Regions from separate parts of the Homo sapiens genome. Here regions 1, 2, 4, 5, 6 and 7 are each linked to region 3. The links are chromatin contacts, found by Hi-C or POLR2A ChIA-PET in ENCODE. All regions are on one chromosome and are shown on one strand. Each heading gives the region's core, a stretch centred on a gene start or an enhancer-like site at or near the end of the contact. The rest is flanking DNA. Distances are from core to core; before and after follow the strand shown. Region 1 holds the start of PAFAH1B1 (platelet activating factor acetylhydrolase 1b regulatory subunit 1). Region 2 holds the start of MIS12 (MIS12 kinetochore complex component). Region 3 holds the start of SHPK (sedoheptulokinase). Region 4 holds the start of SMG6 (SMG6 nonsense mediated mRNA decay factor). Region 5 holds the start of TSR1 (TSR1 ribosome maturation factor). Region 6 holds the start of MIR22HG (MIR22 host gene). Region 7 holds the start of METTL16 (methyltransferase 16, RNA N6-adenosine).

Region 1 (3,378 bases), core at 193-2,692, 1.0 Mb before region 3:
AGCCTGTTTCAAGAAAAAAGCTTCCTTGGACAATACAAATGAATGATAAGATAATCTCATTTAAACCTGTTATTAAAATAATAGCCCATATTGAATTATTCAGAACCCCAAATCTCGCTTTTTAAAAATCAAGGGTCGGCTGAGCACGGTGGCTCACGCCTGTAATCCCAGCACTTTGGGAGGCAGAGGCGGGCGGATCACGAGGTCAAGGGATCGAGACCATCCGGGCCAACATGATGAAACCCCGTCTCTACTAAAAATACCAAAAAAATTAGCCGGGCGTGGTGGTGGGCGCCTGTGGTCCCAGCTACTCGGGAGGCTGAGGCAGGAGAATGGCGTGAACCCGGGAGGCGGAGCCTGCAGTGAGTGGAGATTGCACCACTGCACTCCAGCCTGGGCGACAGAGCGAGACTCCATCTCAAAAACAAAAACAAAAACAAAAAACAAAAATTAGCTGGGCGTGGTGGCAAGTGCCTGTACTCCCAGCTACTCGGGAGGCTGATGCAGAGAATCGCTTGAACTCGGGAGGCGGAGGTTGCAGTGAGCCGAGATCGCGCCACTGCACTCCAGCCTGGGCGACACAGCGAGACTCCGTCTCAAAAAAAAAAAAAAAAAAAAAAGGAAAAGAAAAGAAAAATCATAGGTATCTGTGTGGAATAAATTAACTACAAATCCCCAAGACGACTCTTGTCATCAATATTTCAATCCATAATTTAGCAAACACACACAGACATCCCTTATAGGGATACAGTTCCAGGCCTTTCTTTGGGCATCCGTTTCGAGACCTGGAGAGACTCTGATGTCTGTGTGTGACTAAGGAGAAGAATAGCTGAATCATATCCAAAAGCGAGTCCTCCCAATTAAGAATCTATAATACAAATCAAGACAATGACAGCATTCCATCTGCCTTTTAACCTCAACAGCTCCTCCTCCCAAGCCAGCCAGCCTACTCCCCTCCCTCATTCCCCCCCAAACTGGGAAATCATCTCGGAGGCCGGAGGCAGAAAGGGGCGGTAGGTGGCCGGGCCCCGCTGCCTCTCGCGCCTCCCGGGGCCCGCCACACACGGTGCCAACGGGACGCCGCGGTCGGCCGCATGAGCGCAAAAGCAGGGCAGCGAGGTGAGCAGAGCCAGAGTTCAGAAGGGGCCGCAAGTCAGACGAGGGGCTGGGAAAAAAGAGCCTCTCCCAAGGTTAACAGAAGCGTGCGGAGCGTGAGAAGCAGCACCTCGCACGCAGACTCGCCCGCCGGCCGGGTGGCACCGCTCAGCCGCCCGCCCGCTAGAAGGCAGCGCGGCCCCGGCCCGGCCCAGCCCGGCGCATGCGCCGCAGCCCCTCCTCCGCTCCCGGCGCCCGCCCCTCCCTCTTCCTGGCGGGTCTGGGGCGGCGGCGGCGGCGGCGGCGGCGGCGCGGTGACGTCAGGGCGTTGGGGCAGCTCCTGTGACAGACGGAGCTGGAGCGGCGGGGCGGCGGCGGAGTCCGGCGGCCGGGAGAGCGAGTGAGCGAGCGGAGGAGCAGCGACACGGGAGTCTAGGGAGCGAGAAGGAGAAGGAGGGGAGCGCTCGGGCGCGAGCGAGAGAAACCGCGAGCGCCGAGCTTGGACTCGAGCCCCGGAACGGCTGAGGAGCCCGCCCGCTCCCCTCCCCTCCCCCTCCCCGGGCCCGGGCCCAGCGCGCCATCCTCCCCCCTCCTTCCCTCCCTCCCTCCTTCCTCCCTCCCCTCTCCCTCCCCCTCCCCCGCCGGTGGATGGGAGTGAAGGACGGAAGAGGCCCTGCGGAGGCGGCGGTGCAGCGCTCCGGTAAGGCGGCGCGGGTCTGCGCCCTCCCCTCTGTCTCCTCCACCGCGCCCGGGCGGCTGCAGGCCGGACCCGGCGGCCTGACGATGTGGCTGCGCCGGTCCCCTCCCTCCCATTCTCCCCTCCCCCTGCCTCCGCCGCCGCCTCCTCCTTCTTCTTCTCTCCTCGCTCTCAAAATGGCGGCCGCGACGGCCGTTGAGTGAGAGACCCGGAGGAGGGGGACTGTCCGGGGAGGGCGCTGCCCTCGCTCCTCTCCTCCCGGGCCCGGCTTTGGGGGCTGCCGGCGCCTCTGCGACCCCCGCCCCGCGGCCCTCCCCAAGAAGGGATCGCCCTCCTCCCTCGGTGACTTAGCAAGAAAAGTATTCTTGGGTTGGAAGGGCGTGGGGACCAGGTAGCTCTCTGATCTTGGGGAAAAGGATCGGCCCTGCTCTCCCCGGCCGCGGAGACGAGCACCGCAGTCCCCACCCCACCCTCAGTTATCGGCTCGGGGACCGGCTCAGCCCCGCGCCGCCGGGGCACTCATAGGGCCTTCCAGGCATTCCGTCCCCGACTGGTCCTTAAGATGGGGTTGACCAGCGGAGGGTGGCCCACCGTCTCCCTGGCCCCCGGTGCGGCGGTCCAGCCTCAGCACCCGCCGAGGAGAGGCAGCCCGGCCCACCGAGCAATCCGCAGCATCCACCCACCGAATCTGGCAGGATTTTCTTTCTGCCACCGGCTCCTCGGTCGGGAGTTGCCTTTTGATGCTGTTAACATTCAGCTTCGAGGCTCCCTGCCATTCCCCTTCGTCTAATCTCATCTCCCTGCCCCTTTGGGAAACGCAGTGCCTCTGCATATTTACCCTCTTTAGCCTCCCACATGAGAAAATGCCTTTGAGGTGGTCGACACATTTTGACTCTGCACCTCTAAACGTAGCAGTAGAGGGGAAGAGGTTTTCCGTATTTAGTAGGAGAGAGCAAGGTACCATAGCTTTATATGTTATGCTACCTTTCTTCAGTGACTTAGCAAGAAACTCCTTGGGAAGAGGGCAGGAAATTTTCTTTTGGGGTTTGGGCCCAATTTATATCAGTCTTTTGGTTAAGAAAATACGCCTTTGAAGAGGAGGACCAGATTTGTGGTCTCGTTCTCAATGGGCGATGTCATGCCAAGGTCCCCCCTCCCTCTTTCCTTAAGTGGCAGTCCGGACAAATAGAGATATTACTGATATTCCCATCTCTCCTTTAAGCACACAGTCTTGGAGTTTCATAAGGTTTTAAAGGCCAAACAAACAATTTGTGCCATTTTTGGCAATTCTGTTTTTGTTGGGGGGGTGGGTTATTTTGTGTGAATTTCTTTTCGAGGCTAGGGCGGAGGAGACAGTGCTTGGGCCTTTCATACCAGTGATAATGTCATCCCTCCCTTTTTGCCACAGGAGTGTTTGCTTTTTTTTTTTTTTTTGCTGCAGCAGGGCGGCTTAATTGCTGCGGGGTCCAGTCTCATAATCAGGAAAATTTCCTGTTGACTGTGTCATAGTGATGTTGAATATATAGTAAAAGCTTTTACTTAAAAAATTCTGATTTGGTTTTAAGGCATTAGCTAGCTTTTAATCT
Region 2 (3,368 bases), core at 587-3,086, 1.9 Mb after region 3:
TGCCTAGGTGCTGAATGGACAAAATAAGGCCATCCCTGTGAGACAACCCCTAAGCAGCTAGCTAGTCAGCCTCCTCTCATAGGACAACGTTAAGTCTAAACCAGTGATTTCCAAATACAGGAACTGGACACATCAAAACGATGCAGGGAACTTTAAAAATAAAACACAGATTTTAATTCCTACCCTTGCAAATTCTGATTTGGTACTTGTTGAGGAGCTTGAGAATCTCTTCAAAGTTCCCTAAGGGATTCTCAAGTCCAACCAGGCTGCAGAATCACTGCTTTATATCCTGACAAGGCAACTTATAATCAAAGGTCCCCACTGGGTTCTTTTTTAGGATAGTGTATAACAGGATTTGCTACTAAACAGTAAGAAAAAGAAGAAACTGAAGCATTAATCACTATTGTGATGAACCACTTACTTGAAAGTGTTTAAAGATTAATTCAGGATTGAAGTACAACTGAAAAGGTGTGATCAATTCCAACTGCTGAAATAGAAAAAGAGCTTCTTAAAGCAAATCAAGAAACAAAATTTCATCATTTACAACAAAGAATTAGTAGGTCTAGCAATTTCCAACTCTCGGTCACTTAGACGTGATTTCCTTTAAGCCTTTCTTCTTAGGCCAGAGGAAGAGGTTGGTAAAGAATTCTCTAGGATTGGTAGAATTCTTTGTATCCTCAATACCTAACACAAAAAAGTCTGTTTTATGTTGCAATAGTTGAGGCTGACATGAAGAAATGAGGCAGACAGGTGGTGATATTTTAGACACAGGACAAATAAAAACAGCTGCTATGAATCTACCCACCACATGGGCACCACCTGAAACAGCTGTATGAAACAACAAAACTCACTTGAAATAACGGAGACTGGAGACCCTGCCACCGTTAGGGCTGGGTACCTCCAGCTAGCCCCTTATTTAGATCCAGAGACCCTTTTTATTATAAGCCATTCCCCTCTCGACAGTTTCCAGCTTGCTTTCCCCATTCCTGTTTCTTCACTAAACGGACCTTCCTCTCACTAGTCACCATGGTACCACCTGGCCATTGGCAGAGCTCTCGGACACATTTCTTGGGTGGGAGGCTCCCGCAACCCTAACCCGCTATAGGTCCGGCGCTCATCTCTTAGAAACTGACCTGACCCCCCATGAAGCAGCACTCCCTTCTCGCGTCACTGGATAAGCATTCTTGGCGCCAACTCGAACCCCAGAGTAATCCCTGTACGCCTCCACCCATCCCCGGGACCAGCCCCTCTGGGCCTCCCCGAGGCCCAAACCCCAGTTTCCTGAAGACCCAGTCATATCCAGCCCAGATAATGAGAAGGTGGCACTGCAGCTGCTCACCACGGCGGCGGTGGTGAGGACGCAGGCAGTGGTGTAGGCGCGGCTGACCGGTGGGATCTGCAGGTACTCCAGCCGCAAGCTCTGGTACGCCATCTTCCCCACCGTCGCCTGCCCCACCCCCCACCCACCCCATTTCCCCTTCCGCCAGCAGGCCCCGGCGGCGGGGCGGGCCCAAAGGCCCCCCGCCCACTTTAGTTTTCCCGCGACTGCCCAATCAACGCCAAGCAACCGCAATCCGTAGAGACCTAAGGAACGCACATCCGCCAATCACGAGTTGCGTCGCCACCGCCCCCCCCCAGCGCCCCATCTCCCCACCCTCTCTTCTCCACCAGCCAACGTCCGGGAAAAACGAGTAAGTACAGGTTCCTTCTGCCAATCCCCGCCGGCCACAGCTAACTTTCCCGCCCGGCCCCTTTCTGTCATAATTGAGGTGTCCACAACCAGCCAATCAGGAACGCGAGAGTATCCCGCGTTTGCTTTCGCTCGCCGAGGCGCGTATCAGTCGGAATTTTGGGGAGCCAACCGCGCCGTCTGTCCCTGGCAAGCCAGCGGCGGTTTAAAGGAGGTGGCGGGAAGCCTGTGTGTGCTTCAAATCGTCACCCTCATGGTCGCTCCGGTAAGTGCTGCGGGGCAGCATTTTCTCTGAGGAGGAGCGGGGACGGGCGAGACTGGCATAAGCGTCTTCGCGAGGGAGCAAGGCGGCCTGTGGGTCGGCCTCACCCCGGCCTCCGACCTGAAGATCCCAGCATGCAGCGCGGGCGCGGGGCCCGACGGAAGCCGGGAGCCGGCCGGAAGCAGTTCCTGCGCTCTGGCTTCTGGGTCCTGTCCTGCGCGATCGCGGGGTCTTAGACAGCTCAACTCGCCGAGATGACCTGGGCACCTCTGCGTTGAATCGGCAAATACTGATCAAGCCGCATTTATTCTGCTCTCAGGAACTCTAAGTCTAGCAGAGAAGATGAGGCGGTAGAAGTTCATCAGTCAGTGCCCGAAGAGAGGTCCTAATGGGAATTCGAAGAAAGGAGTTAATCAAGGAAGTGTATTTTTTTGTTGTTGTTTGAGATGGCGCCCACCTGTAATCCCAGCTACTTGGGAGGCTGAGCTAAGAGGATCACTTGAACTTAGGAGGCAGAGGTTGTAGCGAGCCGAGATCATACCACTGTACTCCAGCCTGGGCGAAAGAGTGACACTTTGTCTCAAACAACAACAACAACAAGAAAATTAGCCAGGCATGGTGGCCTGCACCTGTTGTCCCGGCTACTTGGGAGACTGAGGTGGGAGGATTGCTTGGGCGCGGGAGGTTGAGGCTGCAGTGATCTGTGATCGTGCCACTGCATTCCAGCCTGGGCGACAGAGCGACAACATGTCTCAAAAGAAAAAAAGAAAAACAGAAAGAAATCCTACCTTACATATACAGCCAAACAGTTATAACCACTCCATATTTAACCATTACAAACGTAAATTTTTATTTTATTTTATTTTTTGAGACAGAGTCTCGCTCTGTTGCCCAGGCTGGGGTGCAGTGGCACAATCTCGGCTCACCGCAACCTTCGCCTCTCGGGTTCCAGTGATTCTCCTGCCTCAGCCTCCCGAGTAGCTGGGATTGCAAGTATCCACCATCACGCCTGGGTAATTTTTGTATTTCTAGGAGAGATAGGGTTTCGCCATGTTGGCCAGGCTGGTCTCGAACTCCTGACCTCAGGTGATTCGTCCATCCGGCCTCCTAAAGTGCTGAGATTACAGGCATGAGCTATCGTGCTCAGCCTACAAACATAAATTCTTAAGATTGGCTGCATCTTATCTTCCCATAAGATTTGACTGTACTGCTTATTGCAAATTATTTCATAAAGTGCGTCCTAAATTCACCTGATAATTGAAGTAGCAGTTTGTTTTAGCTAATTGCCTTTATCTGAAGGAATAATAAAATTTCTCTTATTTCTATGACAAGCAATATCATTTCATCTCAGAAAAAGATGCCTAGGTTGAATTCCCACAATGACAAGGAGATAGGGGTTTTATTTTCCTAGATGTT
Region 3 (3,082 bases), core at 502-3,001:
GAGGCAGAGGTTTCAGTGAGCAGAGATTGCACCACTGCACTCCAGCCTGGGTGACAGAGCGAGACCCTGTCTCAAAAAAAAAAAAAAAAAAAAAAGAAGTGCTCTATTTCAGGAGAAACTGGCACTTTCTGAGCCTACTCTCCCCTAATGCCAGCTCTCCTGCTCACCCCACCAGGGTCAGAGCCAACTTTGCCTCCAATTCATAGTCCTTTAAGTAAGAATCCTTTTAATATGCCCTAATGTCCCAACCAAACTAATCTTGAAAGCTTCTATGTAGATACAAAGTGCTCCTGAAATCCCTATCCTCAGAAATGCTTCTGAGCCAAATGGGCTCTGAACCCTAAACAACCGTGTCCATGTATGTGGCAAGAGCTTGTGAAAAACAAAGCTGGGCCAGGCGCAGTGACTCACAACTGTAATCCTAGCACTTTGGGAGGCTGAAGTGGGCAGATCACTTGAGGTCAGGAGTTCAAGACCAGTCTGGCGAACATGGCGAAACCCTGTCTCTACTAAAAATACAAAAAGTAGCCGGGCGCGGTGGCTCACACCTGTAGTCCCAGCTACTCGGGAGGCTGAAGCAGGAGAATCACTTGAATCCAGTTGGCGGAGGTTGCAGTGAGCCCAGATCACGCCACTGTACTCCAGCCTGGGCAACAGAGCGAGACTTGGTAAGAAAGAGAAAGAAAGGAAAGAATGAAGGAAGGAAGGAAGGAAGGAAGGAAGGAAGGAAGGAAGGAAGGAAGGAAGGGAAGGAAGGGAAGGAGTCTCGCTCTGTCACCCAGGCTGGAGTGCAACGGAGCGATCTCGACTCACTGCAAGCTCCGCCTCCCGGGTTCGCGCCATTCTCCTGCCTCAGCCTCCCGAGTAGCTGGGACTACAGGCGCCCGCCACCACGCCCCGCTAATTTTTTGTATTTTTAGTACAGACGGGGTTTCACCGTGTTAGCCAGGATGGTCTCGATCTCCTGACCTCGTGATCCGCCCGCCTCGGCCTCCCAAAGCGCTGGGATTACAGGCGTGAGCCACCGCGCCCGGCTGACCAAAGGTTTCTTGGTCCGCATTCTGCTTCTGTGGAATGAGCCAGGAGCCAGTTAGGCCTGATTTGACATCTGATTTCCGGAGGAAAACCCAGACTCTGCCCTGGGCAACAAACTGAATCCTGAACTTGAGGTCACAGGGCAGGTGTGAGGAGCGGAGAGCAGCAAGAGTGAAAGGGAGGCCTGTGGTCATTCCATACACACAAGAGATCAGTTCCTCCAAGGTCAGGGGACAGAGAGCACAGGGATCCAGCGCCAAGCGCAAGGCCCCCAGAAGAAGCCAGAGAGTCGGGGAGGGGGCGGGGGGGAATCGGTCCCAGCAGGTGGGAAGGATTCTGGGACCAGACCTAAGGGATCATGAGCACAGCTGCTGCAGGCAGACGGGCCCCTGGAGAAGCTGGGGACAAGCTGGAATAGAGACTTCATTGCGGGAAGGGCTGTCAGGGAGGCCTCCTGGGGTGGAAAAGGGTGGTCAGGAGGCTCCTGGAGGCGGCGCGGCCCCGGGGGTCCAACTCACCTGGGGCCCGGCCACCGCGCTCTCGACCGCCGCCTCTGCCCGCGCAGCACGGGCACAGCTCGCCAGCACTGCGAACCCGGATGGGTCGTCGGGCGCGGCCCTCAGCAGAGCTGCCTTCACAGATGTGGTGCCCAGGTCAATGCCGAGGGTGATCGGCCGCGCAGCCATTATCTCCCTGACCCGCGCAGCTCCAGTCTGCAGCCAGCGGCCCCACAAGTCCGCGCTCTTCGCCCAGGGGGGCGGGGCAGGGGCGGGGAGTCGCCTGCCAATCTTTCAGCCACACCCAACATGGAGGCTTCTCGTCTTCCCACTGGCCGGGGAAGGCGAGCTTCCACGCAACCTCTCGGCGGGCCCCGGCTATAGGCGGAGAGGCGGCGGAAGGCGGGACCTAAAGGGGGCCCCGCCCCACGGGCTCTGATTTCCGCCCAATGGAGGGCGGTCTGAGCTTCGCTCACGAAAGGAGCCGGGAGGCGCTGGCGGCTCCAAGAGTCTCTGTGTCCCTGGCAGCGGACCTCATCTTCCCTCACGCCGGAGCCCCGATCTCTGCGCCCCGGCCCGACCCAGCTGCGCTCTGTCCGTCTAAGACGCGCGGAAACTACAACTCCCAGAGCTCATCTCGCCGAGATCCGGCCCCACGAGTCAGGTGGCGGAGGTCAGGTGACAGCGGACCCGCCTCTCCCAAAGTCTAGCCGGGCAGGGGAACGCGGTGCATTCCTGACCGGCACCTGGCGAGGCTCATGCGTCCCGTGAGGGCGGTTCCTCGAGCCTGGGGGCGCTCAGGTGAGAGCGGACGCGGCCTCCCCTGTTTCCCAGGCGGACCCCTTGAGGCACAGCAGGTCAGCGGGGCAGCCTGCCGGGGGTCCAGCGCCCTCAGCCGCGGCGGGCTCCTTTCCCCGCCACCAGTGCTGGCCTCGCGACACGGGACAACCCCCGGGTGGAAGGGCCCGAGCGGTGGTCAGCCGAGGCAGGGGCAGCGGGCTGCCGGGGTGGGTGCCGTTCCCAGCCCCTTACCTTCTGCTCAGTTGCCGCCTGGGTCTCGGTTGGGGAATTTGCAGATTGCTTTGGAGACGCTGAGAGAACCTTTGCGAGAGCGCCGGTTGACGTGCGGAGTGCGGGGCTCCGGGGGACTGAGCAGCACGAGACCCCATCCTCCCCTCCGGGTTTTCACACTGGGCGAAGGGAGGACTCCTGAGCTCTGCCTCTTCCAGTAACATTGAGGATTACTGTGTTTTGTGAGAGCTCGCTAGGCGCCCTAAGCAACAGAGGTAACCACTTTATATCCTTGTTTCTCAACCTCGTTATTCCTACCTACCCCCTTCCCATAAAATTTAATACCACTAGTACGCTGTGTATTTGTTTCTGTGGCCACAAACCATTGTAATAGCTAGATTTCTTCACTACCACCCCAAGCCAATTTTTTTTTTTTTTTTGAGATGGAGTCTGCAGCCTCTGTCACCCAGGCTGGAGTGCAGTGGCGCGATCTCGGCTCACTGCAACCTCCGCCTCCGGGGTTCAAGCGATTCTCCTAC
Region 4 (3,380 bases), core at 753-3,252, 1.3 Mb before region 3:
AGTACGCGGAGATCGCGCCAGTGCACTCCAGCCCAGCGGACAGATACTTACTTAAGTATCTGGTTTTTTAAAAAAGTATCTGTTACCGTTATCAAAAGTAACCACTAAACATTACAATGGAAAAGTGACAGAATTCGGGAGAATATTATCAAGTACACAAATGGAATGCTATATAAAATCCTAGCATAGGCCAGGTGCAGTAGCTCACGCCTATAATCCCAGCACTTTGGGAGGCTGAGGCGGGAGGACTGCTTGAGGCCAGGAGTTCGAGATCAGCCTGGGCAACATGGCAACACCCTGTCTCTATAACGTATACAAAAAATAGCCAGGTGTGGTGGTGCAGGTCTGTAATTCCAGCTACTCGGAAGGCTGAGGTGGGAGGATCACTTGAGCACAGGAGGGGGAGGCTACAGTGAGCTGAGATCCCTCCACTGCACTCCAGCCTGGAAGACAGAGTGAGACCCTGCCTCAAAAAAATTGGCCGGGCACGGTGGCTCACGCCTGTAATCCCAGCACTTTGGGAGGCCAAGGCGGGCGGATCACGAGGACAGGAGTCCAGACCATCCTGGCCAACACGGAGAAACCCCGTCACTACAAAAATACAAAAAATTAGCCAGGCGTGGTGGCACACGCCTACAGTCCAAGCTACTGGGGAGGCTGAGGTAGGAGAATGGCGTGAACCCGGGAGGCGGAGGTTGCAGTGAGCAGAGATCGCGCCACTGCACTCCAGCCTGGGCGACAGAGCTAGACTCCGTCTCAAAAAATAATAATAACAACAATAAAAAAGTTTTTAATCCTAGTATTGCTCTCTAAATATAAATGGAAACAAGCCCAAAACAGGAATCATATGCTCCAGCAAGTACATTTACTGTTTGTAGGTGTAAGGAAAAGGGGAAGAAAAGAGACTGAGGTTTTGGATAGTGCTTCACTATTTTCATAAGTTTAAAAGGTAGGTTCATGAAGTATCCACAAAGATAAAGCAGTTTAACCCAAGAATAGCTCACCCTCGGCAGTCTGTAACTTGGTGGGGGGCGGGGGGATGGGGAAAGCTATTCCTACTACTTTCTAGAGCAGCGGGAGAAAATAGCCTTAATAATCCAATTATGTTAATCAACAAAAACCAATTTCACAGACTGGCCGCAAACCTAGAGAAGGCACCTATCACAGCTACCATTCTACACAACTCTATTGCCTAACGCAGGAGAGGTGAGACACTTAGAATCTTTCTTACTTTCCTGACGTGGCTGGAGACTTGAAATTAACTTGCAAATTGAGCATTCTCTCTAATAAAAACTGCTCCCACACATGCCAGGGCCAAACCCGAGTAGTCTGAGGTCCCGGATCCCTCCAGTGGCGCAGCTTTCGGAAGCCTGTCTTGGGGGGGAAAAGTTCAGCAACGAAGTCGCAGGCTCTTAAACCTTTCTCCCCAATTCCTTCTCTCCGACGTTAAAGCGGTGGCCGGGGCAGGCCCGCGGAGGGCGGCCTGGAGAGCGATACGCCCGGGGCCTCCACCAGACCCCACTCCTTTCCGCGTCTCCCGATGCCTGGGAATCCGGGGCGGGTCTGAGAGGGCTGGGGCAAAAGGAACAGTCACCTTCGCGGCGAGAAAGAGGGTGGAGGCAGGAATTCGGGCCAGGCTCTCCCGGAGCTGGCCAGGACTGGCCGAGCCCGACCCCGCACTAACCCGCGAGAGAGGTAGGGCAGCGAGGGTCCGCCGCGGCCCCAGCGCCTACTGCTGGGGGAAGGGGCGGGGGCTCCGGAGCCGAGGGCCGAGCGGGGAGGAGGCAGAGGAGGAGGAGAGGGAGGCGGGGCGGGCAGGCCCGGCCCAGGAGCTGGGCGGCGCGACTCACCTCTGCTCCCGGCCTGCGGGGCCAGAGTAGCCAGGATCCCGCGCAGCTCCGACGCGGAGATCCGCACACGCTCCAGCCCTTCCGCCATCTTCGCGGCTGCTGCTACAGCCGTAGCGGCTCCGCCACCGCCGCGCGCAGCCAGGAAACCACCACAGACGGGCGGCGCGCGCGCTCGCCCACCTCCCGGCCTTTCCCCGCCCCCTGCCGCCCTCCCTTTCCGAACGACGGTGGCCGCGCTGGGAGGAAAAGCGCCCGCCGCCGGTTCCAGAGGGGCGGGACCGGAGCGAGAGCCTGGGTGGGGCGGGCGGGCGCTGCGCGTGCGCAGAGGTGCGGCCGGGGAGGCGCGCGGAGGCTGGAGCTGGAGGCGCGGCGCCGGTGAGCTGAGGTGAGGCGAGGCCGGGCCGTGCCAGGCCAGGCGGGCGTTTGCGGCGGTGGCTGCCGTTGCTGTTGTCGTGGACACCAAGGACACTGCTAGTCTGGGACTCGGGTTGACAGAGACACCCCTCAGCCTGGGCTCCTCTGGACACCTTAGGCCAGGCTCTCCCGCCACAGGCCCGGCCTAGCGCCGCGGGCCATTACTTGGGACCTTGAAGATCTGCTAAGAGTAGTTGTTACTATTCCCTTTTTTTTTTAGTTGGAGTCTCGCTCTGTTGGAGACTCCCGGGCTGGAGTGCAGTGGCGCGGTCTCGGCTCACTGCAACCTCTGCCTCCTGGATTCAAGCGATTCTCCTGCCTCAGCCTCCCTAGTAGCTGGGATTACAGGTGCACGCCACCAAGCCCGGCTAATTTTTGTATTTTTTGTAGAGACGGGGTTTCACTAGGCTGGTCTCGAACTCCTGACCTCAGGTGATCCACCCGCGTCGGCCTCCCAAAGTGCTGGGATTACAGGCGTGAGCCACCGCGCCCGGCCGCCCCCTGACTTTTAAAAACTAGATACGATATAGTTGGAATCGTGTGGAAGGAAGTACATCAGGAGGCATATAAGTCCATTTGGGACCTGTAATCCCGGCGACTCGGAACGCTGAGACGGGCGGATCGCTTGAACCCGGGAGGCGGAGACTGCAGTGAGCCGAGATCGCGCCACTGCACTCCAGCCCGGGAGTCTCCAACAGAGCGAGACTCCGCCTCAAAAAAAAAAAAAAGTCAATTTGGGAATTTCTGTGTCACTATGGATTCTTGAAAAAAATTACTGCTGTGGATCTCAGGTTGACTTTTTAATTTCCCATCTTTAAAATTGAACTATACCAGAAGGCTGGTACTTGAATCTTTTTTTGGAGAACTGTACAGAGGTGAAGCTCCCTTCCCCAAGGCCTCCTGCCTCCACCTGTTGCCCCTCCACAGCCCCATAGGCTTTTACCCCACACCCATCACAGAATAGTTACCAATTATTCCTTAGTCTGAGCCGAAGGGATTGCCACAACCTCTGACAGAACTCCTTCAGTTCCTTTTACGTGACACTTTGTCACCGGAAGGTTAAGCATAAGAAGAAAGTCAGTAGATGATGGGTGAAAAGATCCAACAGTTCAGAAG
Region 5 (2,976 bases), core at 187-2,686, 1.3 Mb before region 3:
ACTACCCTGAAGGAATTTCACAGTGAAATCAAACTTCATATCCTTGTTTCTCTGGGCAAAGGACAGCCAAAAACAAAAAGACACCCTGAGTGATAATCTGTAAACAATGGATCAAGTTTAATCCATATGTGTACATCCCACCACCAGCTGAATATGATCCATCAGTTGTATTCCTGTATCAAATACCAGGCATAGTGCCTGACAAATTAAAGGTGCACAATAAATGCTAACTCACTTACTATAGGTCGGAAGGCCCTGAGCAAAGAGGCAGGAAAGACAGTAATCACCGGTGCTGTCCCAGCCTTCTAGTGGATCAAGGAGGAACAGGATGGTATCAGCTACTTTAGCCATGTCTAACACAACGTGCAGATCCCCTGCAGATAGAAGACACAGTAAGAAGAGGTGGTTGGCACCAGCACATTATTCTAAAAAAAAAAAAAAAAAATACCACTACTCAAACATAATACAAAATATTGGTGTATACTCTAACCTGGCCTTGCTGAGGTGAAAAACCACCGATGTTTCAAGCGGGGGCACAGCAGCATAAAGTTCTGGGTGTTTCCCAATTCATTCAAGTGTACTGTTCCAGTGTCCCTATCTTGAAGCAGCTGCATGGCCTCTGGCAGGGAAATTCTGCTGTGCAGGGGCACCACCAGTACCTGATGAGGAGGGCCATCCTTGCCACCCAGCTGTCTCTTCTCTGCCAGAACCTGAAAATAGAAAGATATCCGAGAACATCTCAGTGTCTCAGTACTTCACTCCAGCATTGCATTTCCACTCCCACAGATGCTCCCCCTACCCAAAACCAGCATCTCTCTAGTAAAAGACCACAGGTATGCCAGCGGGGTGGCAGGAATTCTGACCAAAGCAAAGAATGCTAGACCTGCACGCTCGACACGTGCTCTAGGGCTATGCTCTGTCCCTGGACCCTCCTCCCGGTCTCATTTTCCACTTCGAGGCATTAGCCACCTAGAACACCAGAGAAGCCGCATTCTCCCAAATCCCGCTCCTCTCACCGCCTCCTTCTTCTGCTTTCGGAGCTGGCTGGCGCGATGCCTCTGGTCGACTCTGCTGAGTTCTTTTCTCACCTTCTTGCTTAGGGTTTTCAGTGCCAGACGGCCTGAATGGCAGATTAGAAGGGGCTGGTGTGATCGGCCCCACAAGGTCAAGAAAAGGGACTCCTCTCCGCCCACCTTAGAAAGGGCCTTTCGCGTGGAGCCCAGACGGGAGACAGAAGCTCAGTCTGGGCATGAGGAAAAAGAGTTAATAACGGCCAAATAGCCCTTATTCCTTCTACGTTATCTCCTTACCCTTGCCGTCCCGCTGTGCAGATCCCCGACCCCGATGCCGTCCGCCTTTATGAGCTTTATTCTGCTGCTTGAGCGGGCCGGGGCGGTGGGCCGCCATGCCGCAGCGCGCGTGTACGGAGTCAGCACTGCTTCCGGGCCAGGACAAGCGCTTCCGGTCCCCTCCAAGGGGGCGGGCCCTCCAGGGAGCGGGACTCCCTGCGCCCTCTCGCGAAGGTCTTTTCCAGCAGCTCGTGAGAGCGCCGTGTTAGCGGGTTCGCCAAGCCGCGCTGGGAACTTTTCCCACTTCGCAGTGTGTGGTTGGGGGCTTGAAGGCGCCGGATGTAGACTGTCGAGGCTCGGGCTGTTGGTCTAGCAGGGCTGTTTGTACCCCTTGCATTGTCATTTTTTTGCGCTATAAAGCTGCATCACGTAGAAGCATGTTGACTGGAAGGCTCCATTCGTGCCGAAAAGGCCTAAGCCCTTCCTGTCACCTAGATTCGGGCACGTTGCTCTTCCGTTTGCAACGGCATGTTCTTTATCACTCTGAGCAACCTTTCTTCTCCCTCGATTCCCTAGCGAGGCTTGGGAATCGCGTGGAAGACACTTCTCTCACCTTGCCCGGTTCCGTACCAGCTCAAGCCCGTCCCTGTTACTCCAACCTGCGCCCCGCCTCCCACGGAGCGGCCGGGAAGGACCTTGTGGGACGTGGCGACCCGGCAAGGGGGACTGGCCGCGACCCTCCGGCCGTCGGGCTCGGGCGGCTGCGCTCCCACTAATCTTCCCAGAAACTTGACAACTGCACGGCGACGGCCGGACGGGGATTCAGAGGGGTCACGGGGCCAGGCTGCACCGGCTTCGCCGTGGGCAGGCTCGGACCGCAGGGGACCCCATGCCCGAGCCCCGGCCCTTTCCGTCCCGTCGGGAGAGGGAGCAGGCAGAAGTCAGGGGAGCTTCAGCGGGACCGAGGCTCGCTCTCAGCCGCGGGGCCGCGGGCTCCAGGGCCAGCGCTCACAATGCGGCTTCGCGCCCTCCATGCGGGAGCGGGTGCGTTGCCATGACAGCGACCCCCGTGGCGCGCGCCCGGGTCTGCCGCCCCTAGGCGCGCACGGCCTCTCCCCGCCCCGATCCCCCGTCGCTGTGCGCAACCCCCCTCCGGCTGTGGGAAGGGGCCGGGCCTGCCGCCTGACGTCTGTGCGGGGCTCGGAAGATGGCTGCGGAGCCGAGCACCGGGCAGTGGCTGCGGCGGCGGCGGCGGCGGCGGGCCGGGAGCGCGGCGGGCGGGGGCTCCGCCTTGCGCGTGGGGCGCTGAGCCGAGAGGCGCGGAGGCGGCGAGGGCGCGGGGGCTCTGAGGACCGCTCGGCGCCGCCTCCTGCCACACCATGGGCAGCGCAGAGGACGCAGTCAAAGAGAAACTGCTGTGGAACGTGAAGAAGGAGGTAAAGTCGAGTCAAGAACCCCGGGGGGCTCGCGCCCTGGCCCGCGCGGCCCAGGGGGCAGAAAGGTCCGCGCCCACCCCCCGGCGCGGGCACCCGGGCCGAACCTGGGCCGGGCGGGGCGGGTCCTGGACGGGCTGCGCCTCCTTCCCCTTTCTCGGATGGGGGAGGGCAGCGCCCCTCTGCCCGGGGGACCCGGCCGGCGCTCCCGGCTTGTTTGCTTCGCAGCCCCGCAGCTCCCCGCCCAGTGACGG
Region 6 (3,354 bases), core at 234-2,733, 1.9 Mb before region 3:
TCTGCCGGCCCCTCCATGTCTGAACTTTGTTCCAAGTTCCAAGCCCCGCCCCCACAGTTCCAACGCATGAATCAGCAGGAAAAGCCGGGCCCTGCAGCATGGCCCAGGGAGGGGGCTGGGGGCGTGGCAGGCTCGGGGGATGTGAGCTGGGGAGGGCGGGTCCGTGCTGACACTCAGTCCAAGGGCATGGCCCACGCCAGGCTGAGGGGCCAAGGCGGTCTTGCCTTGGAATTTCTATACTCAGAGGGTAAGAAAGATTGGGGGATACGGGGTGCGGTTCAAATTCCGAAACCCTCTTGGGAGGCATGAACTTTGTGTATCTTCCTTCCCCTGGGTGACCAGTCCAACTCCGTCCGACCTTCCTCTGTCTGAGATAGCTCTGTTCAACCCAGAGGACTCAGCAGCTGCTGAGAGTCTGTGCCAAGCAGGTGCCCTTGGCTGCAGGGCGGGGTGGGCCCAGGGCACTGACCCTCTGACCAGCTGCTCCATCAACCCTCTGGCACTCTGACAGCTCCTAGCCCAATCTGACAGCCAGGATGACAGGCCAAAGGAGTTGGAGGCTGGAACCAGGGCCGGAGGGAGGTGGGGGTGACAGCCTCGCCGGAGGCCATGGGGAGGGGCCAAGAGTTGGCCGAGAGGTGGGGAGAGAGGCAGCCCAGTGATGACTAACCCAGGCGCCCCACCCAGCCAGCCGGCTTCCCAGGCAGTCAGGGCCAGGCCTGGGCTAGGGGCCTCACAATCGGACAGGCTGGGGGGAGGTGCAGAGGTGACCTTCTCTCGGCCCAAGACGGCCAGTTAGTCTGGGGAGCGGGGGTTAGAGTTTCCAGGCCCTCCTCTTGCCCTCTTCCCCCCGCCCAACCACGGTGAAACCCTAACCTTTGGGTTGCATAAGGCCCCGGCACCGCCGCCCCCTACTCCTCTCCCCTCCCCCCTTACATAACATCCCCTGGAGAGAACGAGAGGAGGGGCCGGCCCGCCCAGCGACCCCTTCCCTGCCAGGGCGCTGAACTGGCCCTGACCCAGTGAACGCCGGCAGAGGCAAAGCACCTCCTCGCCGCCCGCTCGGGGGGTCCAGACCCTCCCCAGGCTAGATGGCCGGCCCCTGTATCCTCAGACCGGGGGCCGCCGGGTGAGCCGCCCCCGGCCCTCCGGCCCCTCGGCTCTCCCCCCGCCCCCCGCCACTCCGCCAGCCCTTCCGCCACGACTCCCGTCCCAGACTCTTTCCTCGTAGCTCCTGACACACTAACCCGGCCAGTCCAGGCCCCTCTCCCCGAGGCGCCCCTGCCCCCGCCGCCCCTTCTCCTCCCGGAAGGGCTGGGTGTGGCCGCCCGGACCCCACTTTCACCCTCCATCCCGTTACCGCGGCTCCCCGCTGCGTGACCGGGTCGCCAGCTCACACCCACCTGGTGCTGGGTGTGGGGGTTGCTGCACGAGGGGGAGCAAATCACTGCGTCCGCTCCCCACGGCCGGCGGCGCTGTCTCTTCTCGGCACCCAGCACACACCGGCTCCAGGCTCCGATCAGCTGGCGGCGTCGTGACGCACGAGCTGCGAATGCACGGCCCGGGGCCAATCACCGCCCACTGCTGGGCAACGTGGCCCCGCCCACCCGGGGGCCGACGGGGCCTCGCCCTGGTCCCGCCTCTCCGGGCGCCCTGGCTCTGATTGGCAAGGAGGCCACCCTTTTGCCGGGCGGAATTGCACGAAGCCACGCCCACCCACTGAGGAGCCGGCCAATAGACGGACAGGTGTGGCCCAGCCCTCCGCGTCAGCGACCCGCTTAGAAAAGCGCTACGTCAAACGAGAGTCCTAAAGAGCAGGCGAAAGCCACGGCGTCTGCGTTTGCAATGCATGCTGGTCCGTGTAGTTCTCAGCCTGACACCGTCGTTCCCAGAACCCAGCGCGCTCTGTGAGTTGGCATTTTTAAACTGAGCTCGGAATCCAGCCCGGGGAAGTCCTTAAAGGGCGACAGCCCCTCCTTGTTGGAGTCGTGAGTGCTTCTTTTAGACATTCCCCAAACTGACTCGCCGGCCTCTGCGGGACGCTATAGCTCTTTAAGGAAAGGTGGAGCGGACCAAGGAGCAGGAGTGGGCAGAGCGTCAGCCCCCAGGGCAGCAGAGACTGCCGTTGGAGAGCTCTCCAGGGTTTTTGGAGGAGGGAGGGTGCTCGCCTCGCCCAGCCCACTCCTCCTGGGGGCTCTTCCTAACCACAGGAGGCTTTTTTTCTTGGATGTCTCTTCCCAGTCCCAGAAGAGCCCCCAGAGCCTCCCAAGAGGTAGCTTTCTAACAAAAGATTCATAGCACAGTCCTCACCTTAGGGTAGAGGGAGGGCTTCTGGTCAGAAATTAGGGGATGGGCCATGCCAAAGTGCAAAGGGTCAGCAATCGCATCCTCTGATTAACCCCCATTCAGTCCCGCCCTCCAAAGCTCTTCACTGACTCAGGCCTACTTAGGGAAGAGATTCGAAGGTGGAGACCAATGAGCAGGCTGCTCCTTCCCCAGGGGCCAATCAGAGTCTAGATGAGCGGGGGATGGGCAAAAAGTGAAATGAACCCAGTGACTTGGCAAAAGCTGCTGGTCGGCGTTTTTAAAGGGGCAAGCCGGAGACCTGCCCTACCTTATCAATCCCCGCAAGTCCCCCAAAGAGGAACATGTGGACTGAAATCCATGCCTTTTCCTTCAGCTCCAAATAGGGGCTGAGGGTAACTAAGCAGGAATGATGAGGCTGGAGGGTGAGATCCTTCCTTCTGTTAAATACGCACTCCATCAGGTAATTGATAAGGTTCACTTGGAGCTCCAAAATTCTGAGCCTGCGTTCAGGACATTGCGCCTTTAAGGAAACTTCCTGCCTTGCGCCCCAGTAACAGCTGATTGTTGGAAAGTGTGACCTCTGGGGACGAATCAGCTGTTACCACATCCTCCTCCTTGCTTACCCTCCTCCATCCCCTTATCCACTCCCATGGGTGGTGAAGGAAAGAACGTGGGGGATGTGATTGTATGATCTTTCTTTTCCCCCATCACTCCAAGACTGTCTCCCCCAACCCCAACCCCGCTCTGCTCCTTAGTTCTTCAGAGGCTCTGGGCTTGGAAAGAGAGGTATTTCCTGTTAGCACAGTAAATTCAGACTCTGTGGTCTAGACCCTCCCTGGTCTAGGGGAAGGCCAGTACTGGGGAGGTCCAGAATGGTGGCTGGCGCTGGGGAGGGTACAGTGAACCCGAGGACCAAGCCTGGGGAGGAGGAATGGCTATGGGAAGCAAACTTGGGGTTCAGAACGCTGCTTCTCAGGCCAGCCGCCCCCTACTTCCTACTCAAGTTGCCCTATTCCTCCATGGACAGGTGTCTGCTGATGGGATCCT
Region 7 (3,036 bases), core at 364-2,863, 1.1 Mb before region 3:
TATTTTTTATATCTATGTATTGGTAACATTTCAAGCCCTCTCCTAGCTATTTTGAAATATACATTGTTGCTGACTTTAGTCACCATATCCTAACAGTGACTTCAAGAGACAGTGGCATGTTAGGGCTCTGCCACACATTAAGGAAAATTCTACAGACTACATAGCTGACATCAGTGCACACACAACATAATACTCTGAATATATGTGAAACAAATTAAATTACAGACATGGCAGATTCGATTCATTTCCTACATTATTCAACTTTTCTGGTCAGAACAGATACAGAATGAGTAAATACAACCACTTCTTTTCTAACTAACCTCCCAATATAGGCAATGAGTTCTTAGCTAAATATAACCTATTCTTCAGAGTTTAACTGGGCATCAATTCTTTTTTTTTTCTTCTTGTTGAGACAAGGTCTTCCATTCTGTTGCCCAGAGTGCAATGATGGAATCATAGCTCCCTGCAGCCTCCAACTCCTGAGATCAAGCAATCCTCCCGCCTGAGCCTCCCAAGCAGCTGGGACTACAGGTACAGAGCACTGCACCTGGTTAATTTACTTCATTTTTTGTAGAAAGGGAGTCTGGCTTTGCTACCCAGGCTCTAGCTTCAATTTTCTACACAGAATTTACCCATCTGGCATTCCATATATTTTACTTACTTTAAAAAATCTCCCGTCAGTAAGTTTCAAGAGGGTAAATATTTTGTCTGTCTTGTTCACCGCATATCCCAACGCCTAAAATAGGGCCTAAGAGAGTAGGCACTCAAGTATTTGTTGATTGAAACCACGATAGAACTCTTCCCTGTCTGGACCACCGACACAAAGCACCCTCACTGAGTTTCAAAAAAAGCTCAGCCCATGGACTGGAACTTTTCTTCCCGGTTACTTGAGTCAGTCCAGAAAGCCACAGTTAATAGTAGAACCCTGAGAATGAGGCTTTCCCTTTTTTTTTTTTTCTTTCTCATCTCCATGCTTCTGTTTCCTTGGTTCCTCTTGACCATTAACCCTCTTCAACTACCACTCTCTTGATACACAGCCTGTAAAACAGTCTAAATTCCAATTTCAGAACTTCAAATTCTTTCTGCACAGATCCCTCCCACTTCCACACCAATCTACATCTTCTCTCTTCGCCTTCTCTCATAAATCCGACGTTTCCCACTAGTCCTGCCACTGCCGTTCTTTCCATGCCCTCATTTTATCAGCTCAGTTTGTCTTCCCGCCTCAGTTTTGGATCTCTCTAAACCTCCTAAACACCGGGGAGTCTTTCCTACTTCAGTCCTAGTCTCTATTCTATTCGCCAACTCCTCCCACTCATCCACTCTCAACACCCCCGCGTGCGCACACACAGCCACATCAGGTCTCCCCTCCTAGACCCCGAAGTCGGCACCTCACTAGCCCAAAACTCAAGAATGAGGAACCCGTGTGATCCACGGGTTAAGTGACCCATGATAGTAAATCTGCGTGAGAGATATAAGTGACCCACCTCTGAGGCCGAGGTTCCTGCCAGACGTCGTGTCTGGCGTGGGCCTGTACAACCCTAGAATCTTAAAGCAGCCGCATAGCGAAGCTCCTAGAAACGCAGATGATACGCTCCCAGCGCGCCGCCATCTTGTGAAGCCATCTAGCCTCGTGATTGGACACATCCCTCTCGCGCGACCTGTGGCTGATCTTGAAGAAAGAAGAAACCCTCGCGACACCTGGGGTTTGCTGCTCCTAACAGAAGGCGCGGGGGCGTGGTGACGAGCGGAGTCCTTTGAGGTATGGCAGGAGGAGGACATGCGTTCGAATTCGCGAGAAAACTTATTTAAAAGAAAAAGAAACAAGTTTTCCGGGCCCTGCTGCAGACTTACCTCTCACACTCACTGGGATTGGGCAGGTTATGAAGATGAGGGTACGAGACTTGGGTGTGATGGCGTGCAGTGAGCCCTTTTTGTGCAACAGGTGTGTCCTCAGCCGATGTCTCACTCACTGAATTGTAAGAGATATAAGCCTGTGGGTTGGGGAAGAGTACTCTCGTTTACAGCGAAAGAACTGAGGATCCGGCCGGACGCGGCGGCTCACGCTTGTAATCCCAGCACTTTGGGAGGCTGAGGCGGGCAGATCACCTGAGGTCAGGAGTTCAAGACCAGCCTGGACAACATGGTGAAACCCCGTCTCTACTAAAAATACAAAAATTAGCCGGGCGTGGTGGCGGGCGCCTGTAATCCCAGCTACTCGGGAGGCTGAGGCAGGAGAATCGCTTGAATCCGGGAAGCGGAGGTTGCAGTGAGCCAAGATCGCACCACTGCACTCCAGCCTGAGCGAAAGAGCAAGACTCTGTCTCAAAAAAAAAAAAAAAAGGGGGGGCCTGCCTACGTCCTCGTCGTTAATGTGAACGCTTCTGGCAAACTATTACCATAAAATTGGGAGATAGTAAGGATTAAGGAATGGAGACTTATACACAAGTGAGTACCAGTAGTCACCCAAGGAAAGCTGAGGAGGTGTTTTCATAATCTGTTGTGTAACAAACCGCCCCAAAACGTAAGACTTAAAACAACCACCATTTTACTTGCTCACAGTTCTGCAATCTGGGCTGGGATTAGCCCACCCGTTCTGCTGGTCTTGCCAGTGGTCATAGCAACAAGTGGGGGCTGGTTCCGCTGAAAGAACTGGGTCTCTCTCCCTGTAGTCCAAGTTCTCTCCCTGTCCACGTGGCCTTTCCATGTAATTTGTCTAGCAGAGTAGGATGACATTTTTTTTTTCCCCCGAGATGGAGTTTCTTATTGCCCAGGCTGGAGTGCAATGGCGCCATCTCGGCTCACTGCATGCAACCTCTGCCTCCTGGGTTCAAGCGATTTTCTTGCCTCAGCCTCCCAAGTAGCTGAGTAGCTGAGATTACAGGCGCCCGCCACCATGCCCAGCTAATTTTTTGTATTTTTAGTAGAGACGGGGTTTCATCCTGTTGGCCAGGCTGGTCTCAAACTCCTGACCTCAGATGATCCACCCGCCTCGGCCTCCCAAAGTACTGAGATTACAGGCATGAGCCATCGTGCCCC

What was found. Hi-C counts contacts between places; a loop is a spot of excess contacts on that map. ChIA-PET counts read pairs that join two places held with the same protein, here RNA polymerase II (POLR2A). Pooled maps may share reads with other maps.
Region 1: a map of naive thymus-derived CD4-positive, alpha-beta T cell shows a loop between it and region 3 (6-fold over the local background). The contact joins the promoter of PAFAH1B1 here to the promoter of SHPK in region 3. A Hi-C loop is called at or near these places in 1 of 168 maps with a recorded cell type or tissue (naive thymus-derived CD4-positive, alpha-beta T cell), 1 of 37 single-sample maps with no recorded cell type and 9 of 50 pooled maps. POLR2A ChIA-PET finds 5 or more read pairs at or near these places in 1 of 52 experiments (activated CD4-positive, alpha-beta T cell).
Region 2: a map of CD8-positive, alpha-beta T cell shows a loop between it and region 3 (10-fold over the local background). The contact joins the promoter of MIS12 here to the promoter of SHPK in region 3. A Hi-C loop is called at or near these places in 2 of 168 maps with a recorded cell type or tissue (CD8-positive, alpha-beta T cell and gastrocnemius medialis) and 10 of 50 pooled maps. POLR2A ChIA-PET finds 5 or more read pairs at or near these places in 2 of 52 experiments (GM10248 and naive thymus-derived CD8-positive, alpha-beta T cell).
Region 4: a pooled map shows a loop between it and region 3 (35-fold over the local background). The contact joins the promoter of SMG6 here to the promoter of SHPK in region 3. A Hi-C loop is called at or near these places in 5 of 50 pooled maps.
Region 5: a loop to region 3 is called in a pooled map, with 8 times the contacts of the local background. The contact joins the promoter of TSR1 here to the promoter of SHPK in region 3. A Hi-C loop is called at or near these places in 6 of 50 pooled maps.
Region 6: a pooled map shows a loop between it and region 3 (10-fold over the local background). The contact joins the promoter of MIR22HG here to the promoter of SHPK in region 3. A Hi-C loop is called at or near these places in 4 of 50 pooled maps. POLR2A ChIA-PET finds 5 or more read pairs at or near these places in 2 of 52 experiments (BJ and T-cell).
Region 7: a pooled map shows a loop between it and region 3 (8-fold over the local background). The contact joins the promoter of METTL16 here to the promoter of SHPK in region 3. A Hi-C loop is called at or near these places in 1 of 37 single-sample maps with no recorded cell type and 6 of 50 pooled maps. POLR2A ChIA-PET finds 5 or more read pairs at or near these places in 1 of 52 experiments (CD4-positive, alpha-beta T cell).

Annotation. Positions count from the first base shown.
Region 1 is chr17:2,592,212-2,595,589 of GRCh38, forward strand. PAFAH1B1 (platelet activating factor acetylhydrolase 1b regulatory subunit 1) reads left to right here and starts at 1,443. Exons shown (of 11, transcript NM_000430.4): 1 at 1,443-1,795. RefSeq lists an enhancer at 649-1,377 and silencers at 1,212-1,431, 1,482-1,711, 2,122-2,181, 2,242-2,291.
Region 2 is chr17:5,484,730-5,488,097 of GRCh38, forward strand. MIS12 (MIS12 kinetochore complex component) reads left to right here and starts at 1,837. Exons shown (of 3, transcript NM_001258217.2): 1 at 1,837-1,955. DERL2 (derlin 2) reads right to left here and starts at 1,449. Exons shown (of 7, transcript NM_016041.5): 1 at 1,340-1,449; 2 at 422-487. The coding sequence starts at 1,432. RefSeq lists enhancers at 1,107-1,286, 1,327-1,386, 2,007-2,106, 2,347-2,456 and silencers at 1,557-1,716, 1,666-1,833.
Region 3 is chr17:3,634,499-3,637,580 of GRCh38, forward strand. It overlaps SHPK (sedoheptulokinase), which reads right to left and starts at 1,752. Exons shown (of 7, transcript NM_013276.4): 1 at 1,554-1,752. The coding sequence starts at 1,721. It overlaps CTNS (cystinosin, lysosomal cystine transporter), which reads left to right and starts at 2,262. Exons shown (of 12, transcript NM_004937.3): 1 at 2,262-2,333; 2 at 2,609-2,818. RefSeq lists enhancers at 1-169, 2,008-2,257 and silencers at 1,468-1,527, 2,538-2,627.
Region 4 is chr17:2,301,783-2,305,162 of GRCh38, forward strand. SMG6 (SMG6 nonsense mediated mRNA decay factor) reads right to left here and starts at 2,003. Exons shown (of 19, transcript NM_017575.5): 1 at 1,851-2,003. The coding sequence starts at 1,938. SRR (serine racemase) reads left to right here and starts at 2,168. Exons shown (of 8, transcript NM_021947.3): 1 at 2,168-2,235. RefSeq lists enhancers at 261-1,075, 1,405-2,131 and silencers at 1,633-1,842, 2,033-2,252.
Region 5 is chr17:2,335,021-2,337,996 of GRCh38, forward strand. TSR1 (TSR1 ribosome maturation factor) reads right to left here and starts at 1,437. Exons shown (of 15, transcript NM_018128.5): 1 at 1,311-1,437; 2 at 1,017-1,120; 3 at 491-710; 4 at 240-374. The coding sequence starts at 1,407. It overlaps SGSM2 (small G protein signaling modulator 2), which reads left to right and starts at 2,481. Exons shown (of 24, transcript NM_014853.3): 1 at 2,481-2,725. The coding sequence starts at 2,669. RefSeq lists an enhancer at 1,605-1,714 and silencers at 1,945-2,074, 2,105-2,414, 2,515-2,624, 2,725-2,824, 2,855-2,976.
Region 6 is chr17:1,714,727-1,718,080 of GRCh38, forward strand. It overlaps MIR22HG (MIR22 host gene), which reads right to left and starts at 1,484. Exons shown (of 3, transcript NR_028505.2): 1 at 1,404-1,484. It also overlaps a transcript of WDR81 not described here. RefSeq lists an enhancer at 1,631-2,272.
Region 7 is chr17:2,510,275-2,513,310 of GRCh38, forward strand. METTL16 (methyltransferase 16, RNA N6-adenosine) reads right to left here and starts at 1,614. Exons shown (of 10, transcript NM_024086.4): 1 at 1,485-1,614. RefSeq lists enhancers at 1,485-1,694, 1,765-1,814.